Linked DNA regions of Homo sapiens: region 2 is linked to region 1. Evidence: chromatin loops called from intact Hi-C (ENCODE). Cell type or tissue: HCT116. All regions are shown on one strand.

Region 1 (8,000 bases):
GCCAGTCTGAGCAATGGGGGTGCCGTGGCCCCGAAAGCCCTGTGCCACTTGGGGCAGTGGGGGTCCCCTGAACCTCGGGACAGGGATGTAGCAGGGACAGGGTGGGAACATGTGAGGCTGAGGTTGGTGCCTGGACGCCTCTGCCAAACTCTGCAAGACAGAGCAGGCTGTGGGCTCCTGTATTTGACCCCAGCTCAAGTCCATCCATGGAGTCAGGGACCCACCTTGGAACCCACAGTGTCTGAGCCTTTTCTCTTACTCCCACCTGCGGGCCCCAGCAAGGCCCTGTCCTGCCTCAAGTGGCGAAGGCTCTTATGTGACAGGTTCCACCCCCAGACCTGTCCTTCATGCACCCCAGGGGCCTTCTCGATTCTGGGAGAAACCTTGGAAATTGTTCCCTGGGAACCTCTCCCTAGTTGGCAAATGCTCACCAGCGGTTACCTTGAGGCAAAGCTGCCTCGGTGCTCACAGCACAGCCCCCTGTGACCCGCTCTGAAGCTGCTACCTCGGCCTTTCCCAGGACTTTGATATTGGCAAAGTGTACAAGAAAAAGATCACGTTGGTAAACACCACCTACACGATCAACTACTGCAAGCTGGTGGGCGTGGAGGAGCACCTCCGGGACTTCATCCACGTTGAGTAAGAGGACGGCTCAGACAGGGAGGGACGCGGTGCAGGGACAGCAGGAGGTTCATAGGTCCCTTCATGTTCAGAACGGCTGGAACAGGCTCTATATGGGCATAAGCCCTCAGGTCCGATTTTCACGAAGATTTTGTAGAGGGGGCTCCTCTGTCTTCTTGTGTCAAAGTCGTCCGAGACCGAGCCCATTTCCCTTCACGAATGGCTGGAACTTTGCCTGGCTGCCCAAGTTTCCTTTTGTTTTTCTTCGTTTTGTTTTGCTGCCTTTTTTTTTTTTTTTTTTTTTTTTTTTGAGATGGAGTCTTGCTCTGTCGCCCAGGCTGGAGTGCAAGTGCGATGGCGCGGTCTCAGCTCACTGCAACCTCTACCTCCTGGATTCAAGAGATTCTCCTGCCTCAGCCTCCCCAGTAGCTGGGATTACAGGCACCTGCCACTACGCCTGGCTAATTTTTATATTTTTAGTAGAGACCGGGTTTTACCATGTTGCCCAGGCTGGTCTCGAACTCCTGACCTCAGGCGGTCCACCTGCCTTGGCTTCCCAAAGTACTGGTATTACAGGCATGAGCCACCACACCTTGTCAGAGTTTCCTTTTGTATTGTTATGTTTTGATGTTGACCATTCTGATAAGTTTTCCCTGGCAATTAGCCAGTGTTTTCAGTGTCAAGGTGAAAGCTGTCTTCATTTCAGCACTGCCTCCCTGAATTAAGGCCGTGCTTTCACTCTGTAACAATGTTTCCATTTGCTTCCTTGCAGACTCCACTTACCTGTGTTTTGGATCCTCCTTGCTGGTCTTTGGTGTCTGATGTTTTCCTTCTGGTTGCCTTTAATGCTTTCTGCTTTCCTTTTCTTTGTTTTGTTTTTGACAGGGTCTTGCTCTGTCACCCAGACTGGAGTGCAGTGGCACGATCTCAGTTCACTGCAGCCTCAATTTCCCAGGCTCCAGCAATCCTCCTGCCTCAATCAGCCTCCTGAGTAACTGGGACCACAGCTGTGTGCCACCAAGCCCGGCTAATTTTTCTATTTTTTGTAGAGACAGGGTTTCACTGTGTTTCCCAGGCTGGTCTCAAACTCCTGAGCTCAAGTGATCCACCTGCCTCAGCCTCCCCAAGTGCTGGGATTACAGGTGTGAGCCCCTGTGCCTGGCCCATTTTCTTCTTTTCTCTTTTATTTTATTTTTCTTCATTTTTCCCTCTGACGGCCTTTTCCATGTTTTCTGCAATGTTTCTCTTTTCTTCTGCTCCTTAGTAACTTACTTTTTTTTTTTTTTTTTTGAGATGGAGTTTCACTCTTGTTGCCCAGGCTGGAGTATAGTGGCACAATCTCGGCTCCCTGCAACCTCTGCCTCCTGGGTTCAAGCGATTCTTCTGCCTCAGCCTCCTGAGTAGCTCGGATAACAGGCGCCTGCCACCACGTCCGGTTAATTTTTTGTATTTTAGTAGAGACGGGGTTTCACCATGTTGGCCAGGCTGGTCATGAACTCCTGACCTCAGGTGATCCGAGGCCCACCTCGGCCTCCCAAAATGCTAGGATTACAGGCGTGAGCCACAGCACCCAGCCTAACTTACTTTATTTTTAAGAAAGTTCTTTCTCTTCTACTTCCTGCTTCCTGCCAGTTTTCTCTTTGTGGACAGGTTTGTAGGTCCAGGATGGCTTTCGGATTCCCAGTTCAGGAGTTTCCACTCCCGCGAGCGTTGTGAAGTGCAGCTTCTCAAAAGAGGGTCAGCAAGGGCAGGATCCTCATTCCCCCCTTGCTGCCCAGGCTCCAGAGGGGCCTCCTCTTCTCCCACGAGGCATCTTCCTGAGGCTGCCCCCAGGGGCGCGTGGGCTCTGATGGCCCCTCCCTGAGATCAGCACTGACTCACTGGGACTTGGTATTTTCTTGTGGAGGCTGTGATGTTCTCTTTGGGGAGCTGATTTTAGGTCAGTCTTAGGGTCTTTGTTCCCGTCTCCTTCCTCTCTTCCCTGCAGTTTTTCAGACCTTCGTAGCTCTCTGTGAAGGCGGGCATGGAGAATGCATGCTGGAGGTTGGTGTTTACTTTTCACCTTATGGTTAATTTTAAGTCTGGAGGGTTCTGTGTCCTCTAGTCATGCTGAAGGCATGGGATTTCTGCAGCCCGCCTGTTTCTCTCATTGATCCATGTGGTTTCTGGAGGGCGCGTGCAGAGGTGGGTTTAGGTGGTCGCTGTGCTCTCAGCCACCGAGGCATTCCTCCCCACGCTGGGATGAGAACTTCTCATGGACGGTTATTTTCTCTCAACAGGTTGAGGCCACCACTCTCCTGCCCTCTGCCTCTTGTTGCTGGAGTGGGAGGTGGCCTCGGTCCAGGTGCTGGTTTTTTTGGAGGATACCTGGCTTTCCGCCTGCTTGCTCTGAGATTCTCTCATCCTTAATGTCCCGCAGCTCTGCTGTGCGTCTGGTGTGGGCTGATTTTTCTTAGACCTCACTGTGCTGTTGAATCTGAAGATTCAGATCTTTGAACAATTTTGGGAACTTCTCAGCCCCAGCTCCCCAGGCATCGCCCCTCCCCCATTCATTCTCCGGCTCTGCCCTCCTGCTCCTCCTTTTGAAACCTCCCCGTCGGGTTGGAAATTTCTTGTCTCTTTTTCGCATTGGGTGGTGCTCTAGGTGCTGCTCGGTTCACCACTTGTCCCCTTAGTGCTGCTAATCAACGGTTGAAATTGCTCAGTAAGTTTCTTACTCAGCTGCCCTGTCTCTCATTTCTAAAAATGCCAAGTTCTGTTTTGGATGAGTCTGCATTTCTTGACAGTGTCTTGTTCTTTTCTCACGTCTGGAATTCTCTATTTCTGTCTCTAACCATTTTATCTATACGTCCTCTAACATCCCCACTCCACGCTTCTGTCATCTGAAGGGTTTGGAGCTCGGCCCTGCACTCTGCTGCTGGTTTATGTGAGGCACGCACGTCCACCCTCTCGGATTCTGCTCCTCTCCCCGGCAGCTCCATCCCGGGCTCTGTGCAGTCGGCACCAAAGCATTTCCCTCCCAATTGGAGGAGCTTTGGGTTTGCTTCTGCTGGTGCCGTGGGAATGTTGCCAGCCAGGGACACATTTTACATTAAAATTTTAGCTTGTGCATTTCTAAACCAAGCACATTAGGTAAAATCCAACCTTGTGAAATCAGCCTGGCGTCAGGAATTCCTTGGGGAGATGCTCCCTCACCCTGATCTGGGCCAAGACAGACCAGCTCCCTCAAGTGGCCTGTGCAGTAGGGGCTATTTTTGTGGTTCTTTCCCTGAAAGGGGCTGAGAGGGTCCCGAGGGTCCCAGCTGTCTCAGGACTCCCAGTTCCAGCTCTCTTCCTGGCTCCTGCCCACAGCCCCCTGGTCCCATATTGGTATCAAAGCCCTAGAGCCCCGGTCCCAGGCCTGGCACCTGTGCCCAGGGGAACTGTGGCCCTCTCCGACCCATGGGGTCCCATTTCCTGGCAGTTGGCCTGGGGACTTGCCTCACGCCTTCAGTGATTAACTCCCTCACTCCACAAACGTTCGCACACACTGGAGCGCCCCCTGCCTGCCAGGTACTGGCGGCAGCAGGGAATGCAGCAGATCCAGCACTCCCCGGGGTGAAGGCGGCTGGGCAGGGGGCCAGGCCCGGGATGGGGAGGAGGCCAGGAGGCCCAGCCTGACTGTGCTCTGGGTGGTGAGGCGAGCGTCTGCCCTCCGCAGCACTAACCCCCGTGTGCTATGGGTCACGTCCTGCAGCTTTGACCCCCCTGGCCCCCTGTCAGCCGGAATGTCCTGTGAAGTGCTTGTCACCTTCAAGCCGATGGTGAGTCAGAGGGGCCCGTTCTCTCTCGAAGGGGAGGTGGTGGTGGGTGGAGCCTGTGATCGGGCATGGTGGCGCAGAACATGATGGGGGAAGGATGCACTTGGCCTCTCAGTGAGGATCACGCAGGCCCCTGTTTTGCTATTTTACTTCCAAAAATACACTCAACATATTCCTGAATGCTGGGCAGAACCGCGGCGCAGCTCCTCTGGGTTAGTGGCCGAGGGCGTGCACTCTCGGGTCTAAGTCGGGAGGGCTGGGATGTTCCAGGAAGCTAGTGTCCAGCCCTCCTGAGATGCCCTCTACTGACTCTTTCCCCTGGGGTCACCCGAGCTGGGCAGGTGGCAGGCGGCCCTGGCCCAGGTAGCCACGGCACATGTAACAGGCTAAAGTTACAGGAGGGAGGGGTGTGGTGGCTTATGCCTGTAATCCCAGCACTTTGGGAGGCCAAGGCAGGAGGGTCGCTTGAGCCCAGAAGTTCAAGACCAGCCTGGGCAACATGGCGAGACCCCGTCTCTACAAAAAATACAATTAGCCAGATATGGTGGCGCATGCCTGTAATCCCAGCTAGTGGAGAGGCTGAGGTGGGAGGATCGCTTGGACCCCAGGTGGGGGTGGGTGGAGGGGGGTTGCAGTGAATCGAGCAGGTGCCACTGCACCCCAGCCTGGCCAACAGAGCCAGACCCTGTCCAAAAAAAAAACAAAACACACAAAAGTTGCAGAAGTGTATTGTGGTGGGGGTTGTTTTATGTTTTAGATAAACAAGGATCTAGAAGGAAATATCTCATTTTTGGCTCAGACGGGCGAGTTTTCAGTTCCACTGAAATGTTCAACAAAGAAATGTTCGGTGAGTTCAAAGGTGTCCGAGCCAGCATTTCTCGGGGCATGCTGGCTGGGAACCCCAGTGGGGGACGGCATCTCCTGGGAGGGGGTGCAGGTTGGCGGGGGGACCAGGTGGAAGCTCCAATCTTCACCAGGGGCTGAGCCCCTTCTTCCAACAGCAGCTCAGGTGGGCCTGAGCCGAACCTTAGGTGGGGTCTCGAACGTGGGGCACTCGGACCAGTGCTGGAAAAATGAGACAAACCCTGCTCTGTGTGGAGCCCAGACTGCAGGGCCTGTGGCTCAGGAAAACTTAACATTCATCTGCAGCTCTTGGGGGGATCCCGCCTGATTCTTTTTAACTAAGAAAAATTTCAAGCATAGAGGAAAACAGAACAGCAGAACAAGGCTCCACGCGCTGCAACCCGGACCCCGCATCCTCCCAGACTCCACATTGTCGGCCTCGGACACCTTTGCTTGGTCCATCAACTGCTATATCTGTTGTTGCTGATCCATTTCAAAGTACATTAGTAAAATGTCAACACTCCACCCTCAGAAACTTCAGCATGCATCTCCAGTAAACCAGGAACCCACACATCATTGTCCCCCCGGCCCCCGCCGAGTAATTGGTCAGCTCGCACCGCACCTGCCACACAGCAAACGGCTCCTGGCTCAGCCGCGAGTGTGAAGCCCTCTGCGGCCAGCCCCGTCCAGGCTGGACTCCAGAGTGGCAGCTACGGCAGCACGAGCATCTCCCAGAGGACAGTGGGGACGTCATTATCTCCTAAGAATTCTCAGGTCAAGGCAAGTCTCACAGCCTGAGCCTGCGTCAGCGGGGCAGGAAGAGGCCCATTCTTACACTAGAGGAGGAACAAGCCGGGGCAGGCGAAGGGCAGAGGCGCGCTATGTCCCCCACCCCAGGAAGATCAGCAGACGCCCTCATGGTCACCCGTGATCCAGGCCACGCTGGCCCCAAGCCACCTTTGATGAGCACCTGTGTAACTTTCTCTGTCGCGTGCTTCCTCCTTCACCGCGTGTCGCCGTGGAGAGGGGTTGGGATGAGAGTCACCGATGGTGGCAGAGAGAGAAGTGTTTTCCTCTCAGTTTCTTCATAGGCTCACCAGTGTTTGAGTATTTGGTGTGTTCCAGTCACTTTAGTCTCCCTTCCTCTTGGCACTCAAGTGGCCCCGCTTGGGTTCATGCAGGGACCACTGCCGTCCTAGGGCACCCGAGCAGCTCCTTGCCCTGTGGCTGCCGCCTTCTCCTCAGAGCGGTCACGGTTGGGCCGGCACTCGGCTGTGCGGGCTCTTGGTGAGCCAAGACTCAGGCCCAGGACACCGAGCACCAGGGCCAGGGGCAGCAGGAAGTCCCCCGCCCCCCCGCAGACAGCCAGGCTCCGGCTCCCTCCTGCTCAGCCTGGGAGCCCGGCAGGAGTCTGGTACTGGCCTGCTCCACTCCGGATCAGCATCATGGAGCACGTGCCCGGCGAGGCCCCAGGTGTCCTGGCCAGAGCTGCCCCGGCCTCTCCCGCATTTGGTCTTTGCAGTGTCAAGTGCTCCTCTGTGACAGGAGCACCGAGACCCTCGGCTCCCCTGAGCAGGGGCTTGCTTCTCCCAGGGGAGCGTCCAGGCTGGGGACTGTAAAAACAGTAAAACCCCATCTGAACAAGGGGAGAACAGGACCCAGGCGGTGCAGGCGGGAAGGAGGCGGCCTCCCTTGGCTGGACCCCGACCGCCCTCTGCGAACCACGTCCATTTGCGTCGGTGGCCCCTGGTCCTGCCCCTGGAGCAGGAGCACAGAGTGGGGAGCCCCTGGGCCTCCAAACTCAGAGCCCAGAAAAGCCTCCCGAGGAGGGGCCATTGGGCAGAGCCGAGGTATGGCCCGGGCCTGCATCCTTAGCCAGCACCAGAGCTTCTGTGGCCTGTGGCCCACAGCGGGCATGGTGAGGCACCCCCATGGAGGGCGTGCTCCCGTTCTGGAAGGATGCTCCCTGGGTCCCTGTATCCAGAGTCCAGCTGACCTCACCCAGGAATGACACCATCCATCCTCAGGACCTCCAAAGCCCCGTGTCCAGGCTCCTTGTTTAGGCCCTGCATCCGGGCCCTGCGTCCTCTCACTGAACCCTTGTTACTCCGTGGCGAGGGGGCTCCTGCCTTGATGTTCTTAAAACCAGACTCGCGTGCCACACCTTGTCATGAGCAATACACACCTGATTTCTGGGTTGAATCGTGTACCTGCTTGTGCAGTGCACAACGCGCACAAATGCTCAGGGCAGCCCTGCCTGGAGCCACGTGCAGGCCTCACGCTGGGCACCCTGTGGGCCTGGCACGGTGGCCCTGAGTTCACTCCATGTCCTCTGGCAGCTGTCCCTCGACAAGGAGCTCATTGACTTCGGCAGCTACGTGGTAGGAGAGACCACGTCTCGGACCATCACGCTGACCAACGTTGGGGGCTTGGGCACGACTTTCAAGTTCCTGCCAGCTTCAGAGCCCTGTGAGATGGACGACTCCCAGTCTGCCCTGAAATTAGTGAGTGTGCCACTCAGCCATGGGGGAGTGTGGGGACCTGCCCCCCAAATCCAGTCCCATGTGGGTGAACAGAGGTGACAACATGAGGGTATCAACAGTGGGCCTGGGAGAAGGAGGGCAGTGTGGGGGCCTCCTCAAATCAGCCTAAGCAGAAGAGACCAGCTTCTTCTGTAGGACACCTGCAGTCACCTGGCCTCAGGGGCAGCAGCAGCAGGACACTCCCTTTCTCAGG
Region 2 (8,000 bases), 210 kb before region 1:
CCAAACCGGAGGACTCAGGATTAGGAGCCTGAGGATGTGCCTGGACCGGCGGAGGGTGGGGTCTAGACACGGCCCATGGGAGCCCCCGACAAGATGAGCGCCACCTCCCAGTGCAGGGGCAAGGCAGGTGGATCTGCCTGGCTGACGGGGCCCTCTGCACACACACTGCCTCTCTTCTCCAGGGCAGTGTGCAGAGGCCAGGCTCCAGGAGGAAAGCAGTGTTGGGGACCCGGTGCCGGGCCCCAGAGTCACACCCCAGTGGCGGCGACTGCCTGAGTGGTGCTGGTTCAGCTGGGGATAGGCAAGGAGGGGGCGGCTTTGGGGTGACTGTGACCCTGTCCCAGCTCTACCCTCGGACACTCGGGGGGCGGGCACTGTGTCCTTTCACCATCCATTCCTGCTGCTCCCACTGCCTTCCCCGCAGTCCGTGAAAGAGACCCTGAGTCCACAGGTGGGGACCAAGGCCTCACACGTGCCCCACTCCCACATGGAGCTGACACCCACCGAGGGACTGTTCTCAAGCTGTGCCCACTACAGCCATGGAACTAAGTCCAGCACAGACTGAGGGGGCCCCCAAAGGGACCAGAAAGCAGCCGCTGCAGGAACAGGTGGCCCCCCTGAAAGGCTAGACTGAGACCACCGGACCTGCAACTGCGCCCTGAGCACGTGCCCAAGAGAAATAAACACGTGTCCACCCAGAAGCGGGTTCACAGGTGCTCACAGCAGCACGAGTCCACCCAGAAGCGGGTTCACAGGTGTTCACGGCAGCACAATTCACAATGGCCAGAAAGTGGAGGCCACCCTATGTCCACTGAGGACGGATGCAGAGGTGCAGTCTCCACGCAGTGGACGCAGTGGGTGGGGTTCAGCGCAGGAAGGAGGCAGTGCCACGTGCTACTGTGTGGGTGCAGCTTGTGGAGACAATGCTGAGGGGAGGGCAGGCACGAAAGGCCGCGGTGTGCCCAGGTCCACTTCCATGACATGTGCAGACCAGGCAGAGCCACACAGCCTGGCGGAGCAGCCACTGCAGGGTGTGGGGAGAGGCTGGAGTGGGTTCGGGTCTTCTCTGGGTACAGGGTGATGAAAGTGATCGCGATGACGTCATGTAACTCTGGGATTGCTCAGAACCACTGAGTTGCAGGCGTTGGGTGAATGGGAGGAGGACCTTCCTTCTGCCAAGGTCACATGGGGGTGGTGGTGACCCCACACCAACCCTGCTGAGGACAGCTAAAGCAATCTGGCCAAAACAGCCACACTTCTTCCTAAAAGCCTCAAGAGCTGATGGGTGGCAAGGAAACGGCAGAGGCAGGGTCGGCGGTCGGTGGCAGAGGCAGGGCCGGCGGTCGGTGGCAGAGGCAGGGCTGGCAGTCGGTGGCAAGCCCTTCGCAGGCCTCTCAGGCTGGGATGGAAGTCACAACACAGCCCGCAGCAGCCAGGAAGAAGCAGGGTGATGGAAGCCGCCCCTGTGGGCAGCCACGGGGGTGATTCTGCAGTGGTGGGACCCAGGTGGGAAGCCAGGGCCGCTGACTACCTTCCGAGAGACAGCCCGCGGCAAGTGTGTGCCAGAGATCACCTGGCGTGCTCGCTGCAGGGACGCAGACCTCTCCCAGCTAGAGGCCAAGGGTGGCTTCATGGTCTCCTTGAGTTCCGGCTCGGGCAGGGTTGGACTCACACTCAGATTAGACAGTGCTCCGAAGAGAAGGAGCCCGTCACTCCACAGGCAGCCATCTGTCCTCATCTGTCCACTCCCGGTAAACCAAGAGTGGTTGAGAGACAAGATCAGGGGCCCGGCTGGCACCAAGGCTGCACCCAGGATCGGGCTCTCCCTGGATCCCATGGTGCTGGTGGGCCCCATACGGTGGTGGGCTTGGAAGAGAGAGGGTGGGAAAGGCACGGGGGAGACTGAGCTGAGACGGGCGAGGGGAGGTGGCTGGGAGCGGGGATGCTGGCTCCTCACGTAATTCTACTAAGCACCTGCTACGGGTTCAGCCGGGTGGTACCTGGACCTGAGTGTGTGTGTGGACCGGAGGGGTTCTGTGGGCCAGAGACAAGGGGATGCCACCACTAACACCAGCTAGGCCAGGTGTGGCCTGAGATAGGGGAACGCCACCAGTAACCCCACTAGGCCAGGGGTGCCTGAGCCAGAGAAAAGGGACGCCACCTCTAACCCCGGCCTGGGCGTGAGGATGACTGACAGTTAGAACCAAAGGCAGATCTCTTCTCCCTTATGCTACCAGAGGCATAAATTTAAATGAAGAATTTGCGAAGGTGATTCCGTGGCAGGTGCCTATGCTCAGAACATTTCTAAGTGTGTGCATCTGACAACCGCACGACAGAGAATGGCCCCGTCCTAGTTTGGCAGCAGCCCAGCTGGGCTCTGGAAGGGCTGTATGTAGGAAGGGGTGTGGGCACGTTCTGACCACTTCACTCCCCACCTTCCCCCACGGTCCCACACATGCACAGGCAAAGCAAGGCCTTCGACTAGAAAGTGACTTGTTGGGCTGTGTGGACAAGGGCCCCCACTGACCACAGGGGCCAGGGAGTGACCTCCCACGCTGGCCGAGGCTGCCTGGAAAAGTTGGGTGGGGTGGAGGACAGAGCTAGAGCTGGGCTTTCTCCTGATTCAGTTCAACCTCCTCCAAAATGCACTGAACGAGCTATCCAATCTGCTTTTTTCCTTGAGAGTGTATTTTAAAGGTTTTATTTCAGTAGCTCTGCAACCATTTACACAGCTGGAAACAAATTCCACAGACGCTCCTCAGCTTCAGACAAGGTCACCTCCCAATAAACCCTCCATGTGCTGGAAACATCCTAGGTGGAGACTGCGCTTCCCACACAGAACCCACGACCGAGCGGCGCTGGAAACATCCTGGGTGGAGACTGCACTTCCACACAGAACCCACGACCAAGCGGCGCAGCCTTACCTGCCTTAACCTGACAGACACACGCCAGCCTACAGTCCGGCAAAACCCCCTGCACGCAGAGCCCCTCGGGACATTCGGCCCCCTCCTGATCACGTGGCCCGCTGGGGCTGCAGTCACCGCCCCTCATCACAGGAGAGTACTGACCTCATACGGCCAGCTGGGGAACGGTCAAAACTCAAAGTAGTTTCTACCGAATGCACCCTGCTCACACACCACCGAAATCAGATTCCTAAATCGAGCCAGTGTACGTCGCACCCTGTCCACAGACTCACTCTCCTTCAATACCCGACGCTAAAGCTCAAGCCGTGAACGCTGCGACTGCTGGTCCTGTCCAGTAACTGCTGATAAAACCGGCCATGAAACCAAAGCAAACGCCCTTCTCTAGGCCGGCCCCCACTATCAGATCCCTGTGGAACCAACAGCCAATGTGCTCACAGGTCAGGACGCATGTGCCGCTAGCTCCTGGCGGCACCAAGCCAGCACAGTCGAGGGTTGCCAGGAAGCGCCATGGGCCGAGCTCGTCCGGCCCCTCACTCTCCTGGCTCCGGAGGACGAAATGTGTCTCCCCATCCCTCCTCGGGGCCCTGGAGGGTGGTCCCCCATTCCCAGCTGACCCTTCTGGGAGACAGGAGCCTTGGCTCCACGCAAGTGGGGCCATGTCAAAGACCAGCCCGGCGGTGCGCGAGCTCACACAGCCCACCCGGCCCACACAGCCCCGGCTCTGTCCACCAGATTATAGGGGTTGGAGGGGTTGGGGGTGTAGGGGTTGGAGTGGGGTTGGGTGGATATTGGGGTGGGGGTTGAGTTGGGGGTTGGGGTGGGAGTTGGGCTGGGGGTTGGGTTGGTGGTGGGGTGAGGGTTGGATGAATTTGGGGTTGGGATGGATATTGGGGTTCGGATGGGGTGGGGTGGGGGTTGGGTGAATATTGGGGTTGGGGTTGGGATGGGGGTTGGGTAGATTTGGGGTTGGGATGGGGATGGGGGTGCAAATAGGCTTTGTGATGCTTTACCAAGTCCCAGTCTATGCTGCGGAAGAACGCGTGGGACTTGATGTCAGAAAATCCAGTCTGTGGCCGGCAGCCGAGCCTCTCTTTGGGGTCCTGGAGGTCAGAGTTCAAACAAGGACAAGTCAGCCCCATCCCGGAAGCCCCATGACCCCCTCTCCTTGGTGGCCACTCCCAGTGCTGACAAGCCCTCCCCCGATGCTCTGACCCAGGTGGTGGAAATCAGATGTTTCCTTTATTGAAAGTTCCTTCCCCGTACGTTAAGCTCCGTTCCATTTTCCTTGGGCACACATTCTCATTTTGTTAGGTGTGAGTAAAAACGGACGATTCACAGAACACAGAGCTCAAATACTGAAGCGGAAAATCAACCCACACACCCGATACACAGCAGCCGACATGAAAAAATGGCCAACAGCCGTGCCTGGCCCTCTGCCCACCAACACCGAGGCCACAAACGAGATTTTGTCAGCATGGCCAGAAACGTACCTTATTTAAAAATCCTTTTAAAACATGGGAGGCTTTGACGGACAGGAACCGGGGGATCCGGATGGGCTTCTCCAGGATCACTGCAAGGGCGGAGCCTGGTGAGGACTTGCCTGTGTTGTGTGCCATTTGCCCAGTGCCGCCCAGACTCTGACTCTGAGCAAGAGCTTTGGGAGCTCAGCCTTGGGGCCCCGGAGCCCCTCCCTTCCTACAGCCCAGCAATATCTATAACCCGGAGTCCCGCCGGGTCCTCCCTGGGCCTCCTGGTTACATGCGCTGGCACGTGTCGTAGGATCGGACGTGAACCAGCAGCTCCCCTTCCTCAGCCCCAAGATCGCAGGTACACGGGTGCCTCTGCAGGCTGGCCACCAGAGGGCACCGCGGAGACAGCCGCGTTCCCAGATCCCACATCCCCACAGCACTGAATTCCAGACCAGGAGCAGGTCCCGGGGCCTCCAGGTGGGAAGGAGCCCATGATGGTGGCTGTGGGTTTTGGGGGTGGGGGCTGTGCTTTCAGCTCGGTACAGCCTCGGTCAAGGACATGCTGGGGCTCCAGCATGTGCTGCTGGCCAGGGCAGGAGGGAGTTGGAGCTGAATGGGGACAGGTTCTCTTTCCTGCTGACCCACAGGTGTGGTAACCCCACCCCACGGCCCGGGGAGTGGCATGTGACACAGGGTCTGGCCAGGAGGAATGGTTCCCGGTACGCTTTGCATGGCACTGCCGCTCCAGGCACCCGCGGGACCCCTCCACCTGCACCTTTGAAAAGGAAGGAAGACAGTCGTGCAGGTGAGGGGTACGAACGCACAGCGGGGCACGCACCTTGGAAAAGGTAGTCCTCTGTGTTCATGTCCGGGTTGTCGGTGATGATGTCGAACGGGGAGCGCCCGGCCATCATCTCAAACATGAGGACTCCCAGCGCCCACCAGTCCACGCTGAACCCTGGGGGAGAGCACACAGCCATCACCGAGTGGGGCCACATGGGCCGGCAGCAGGACGAACCTGGCTGGCGTTGGTTTTCATGCCCAGTTGACACGAGTGTGAGCCAGGCTTGAGCAGGCGGCACACAGGCCTCTGTGACTTCCACTTCCCAAACAGAACCAGCACCTCCACCTGGCAGCTCGGCCTCCCTGCCACCGTCCCTGACACTACGGAGGTCTCCCAGGCTGCCTCTGGGCTGTCGGTCCTGCCAGGGCACCTGTGACCACACCGGCACGAGGCACTGGTGGAACCTGCGGACGACCCTCCTCTCTCGTTTCTGCTTCTACAGAACTAAGCTTGAAGAAGCCCTTTCGCTGCAGTAACGGAAATACTCTCCTGTGTTTCCTTCTACAGCCATTTTGTTTTTTAAAAAGGTTCAAGTAGTCAACCTGTTGGGAATGTGTTCCAGCGAATGAGGGGTGGGAGACCCTGACCCGTTTTGCCCAAGGACAGCAGCTGTCTCTGCGTCCCCGGAAGTCCCCCTGGTCCCTGCTGAGGTGAGACGCTGCCGCTGTCCCACACGGAATCCCCATCCCAAGCTGGGTTCTAGACTATATTCCAGTCCTCCAATCTGCTGTCTGTCCTTCTCTGGCTACTGAGACTTCCATTGTGGCCGCTGGGGAGCCCAGTTATCCCAGCGGCGAGTGACCTGCCCGCCCTGCCTGCCCCACACCCATTCTGATGGCAAAAAAAATGTGTAAAAATGTCTGAAGGCACACCATGCATGCCTCATTGAAAACACCAGGATGCAGAAGTGGGTGGAGTGTGTACAAACACAGTATGCATGTGCACACAACACACATGGATGCCCGACACACGAACACTCAGCCCAACGGCACACACGCACACAGGGCTGCACACGCGTGCCCACGTCCCCGTTTCACACACGCACACACGGCTGCACACGCGTGCCCACATCCCCGTTTCACACACGCACACACGGCTGCACACGCGTGCCCACGTCCCCGTTTCACACACGCACACACGGCTGCACACGCGTGCCCATGTCCCCGTTTCACGCCCAGAGAGGGGAGAGGAGCAGAAACACTCTGGTGTGCACGGCGTCCTCAGCCGCAGGGCCTGTGGGGTCCTGTCCACACGCTCCTGCACCCCCTGGGGCTCCCCAGACAACAGCTTCTCCCCCAGCCACTCGTGCAGCACGGGGACTCAGGTGCTGCACCCTGTCCCACCCCCGCTTTCTGTGTCTTTCCCCTCCCTGTGCCCCGGGGCTCCCTGGCAGGAGGAATCCTGTGCAGTGCCCTCCCCAAGGAGCTGCTCAAGTGGACATGGGAGGTTTTCCAGAATTCAAATAAGGGGCTGAGGCCAGATGATGACATCCGGCTGGGAAAGACAGTGTGTGGCTTTTGGGTGTAAGATGGTCAAGGACACCTCTCCCTGGCTGCTGGGCCAGGCCCGAAGCCATCTCTGGCCCTGTGTGCTCCGAGAGGGGCCAGGGCAGCGGCACTCACCGTACTCCTCTCCCCGCAGGATTTCGGGGGCGATGTAATTCGGGGTTCCGCAGAAAGTGCTCGTTGTGTCACCAGGGCCCAGGCCTTCCTGTGGGGGCAAAGTTACTGGGAGAGGGTTCTTGTAGACACTACCCCGCGGGACAGGCGCCCCGAGACGCACATGCGGGATGGTCAGGGGAGGCGGTCCAAGGCACGCACCTTGCACATGCCGTAGTCTGTGAGCTTGATGTGCCCGTCCGCATCCAGGAGGACGTTGTCCAGCTTCAGGTCCCTGTAGATGATCCCCCTCTCGTGCAGGAAGTTGAGGGCGATGCAGATCTCGGCCGCGTAGAACCTGGGGGTGGGGATGCCGTCATGGGGGCAGTGCCTGTGCCAGAGGCTGCGCCAACAGCTCCAGCCTGGGGGCCACACACTCCCGTTTGCCCCACCACGGGCCCGGCATCCTCTCAATGACCAGGCCCAGGATTTGAAAGTGCAGTGCACAGGGCCAGGGAGGGAAATGCCAATGAAAGCTCCAGGACACCACCCCATGCGCCTTAGGATGGCCTGCTGTCAAAGACACAGAGAACGATGTGGCAGCCTCCACAAGGGGAGGAGCGGGCAAATAACACGACAGCTTCCATGCGGGAAAGACCGGAGCCATGGCACGTTGTGGTAGGAGTGCAGAACAGCGCCGCTGCTGCGGAAGACAGTCCGGCAGGTCCTCGAAAATTAAACACGGTGCCAGGCTTGGTGGCTCACACCTGTAATCCCAGCACTTCGGGAGGTCGAGGCAGGCAGATCACCTGAGGTCAGGAATTCAAGACCAGCCTGGGCAACATGGCGAAACTCCGTCTCTACTAAAAATACAAAAAAATTAGCCGGGTATGGTGGCGCACACCTGTAGTCCCAGCTACTCTGGGGGCTGAGGCAGGAGAATCACTTGAACCTGGGAGGCAGAGGCTGCAGTGAGCTGAGATCCCACCACTGCATTCCAGCCTGGGTGACAGAGCGAGACTCCATCAAAAAAAAAAAAAAATTAAATATGACCTTTTTTTTTTTTTTTTTGAGACAGAGTTTCACTCTGTCACCCAGGCTGGAGTGCAATGGCGCGATCTTGGCTCACTGTAAGCTCTGCCCACAGGTTCACGCCATTCTCCTG

The links. A loop is a pair of places that touch in the nucleus more often than their neighbours do. Peaks named below come from ENCODE experiments on the same cell type or tissue, not always from the same donor. Only the 100,000 strongest peaks of a DNase experiment are listed, where the experiment ranks them.
Region 2: it touches region 1 in a loop (25-fold over the local background); 7 of 110 quality-filtered maps call a loop at or near these places.

What each region holds. Positions count from the first base shown.
Region 1 is chr1:1,956,388-1,964,387 of GRCh38, reverse strand. It overlaps CFAP74 (cilia and flagella associated protein 74), which reads left to right. Exons shown (of 39, transcript NM_001304360.2): 14 at 521-639; 15 at 4,358-4,424; 16 at 5,179-5,268; 17 at 7,604-7,768. It overlaps LOC107984872 (a long non-coding RNA gene), which reads right to left and starts at 7,020. Exons shown (of 3, transcript XR_007065354.1): 1 at 6,235-7,020; 2 at 5,887-6,024; 3 at 5,358-5,486. RefSeq lists enhancers at 3,807-4,512, 5,458-6,097, 6,098-6,738. In HCT116, a CTCF peak has its summit at 4,163; DNase peaks (open chromatin) are centred at 4,157 and 4,437; H3K4me3 peaks cover 1,070 bases; H3K27ac peaks cover 1,024 bases.
Region 2 is chr1:2,171,248-2,179,247 of GRCh38, reverse strand. It overlaps PRKCZ (protein kinase C zeta), which reads right to left. Exons shown (of 18, transcript NM_002744.6): 12 at 7,058-7,193; 13 at 6,860-6,947; 14 at 5,232-5,351; 15 at 4,415-4,494; 16 at 3,935-4,024. Among named protein-coding and RNA genes, the nearest start is that of PRKCZ-AS1, 8.6 kb to the left of the region's middle. RefSeq lists an enhancer at 3,074-3,682 and a silencer at 5,236-5,402. In HCT116, a CTCF peak has its summit at 4,773 (motif pointing right); a DNase peak (open chromatin) is centred at 4,797.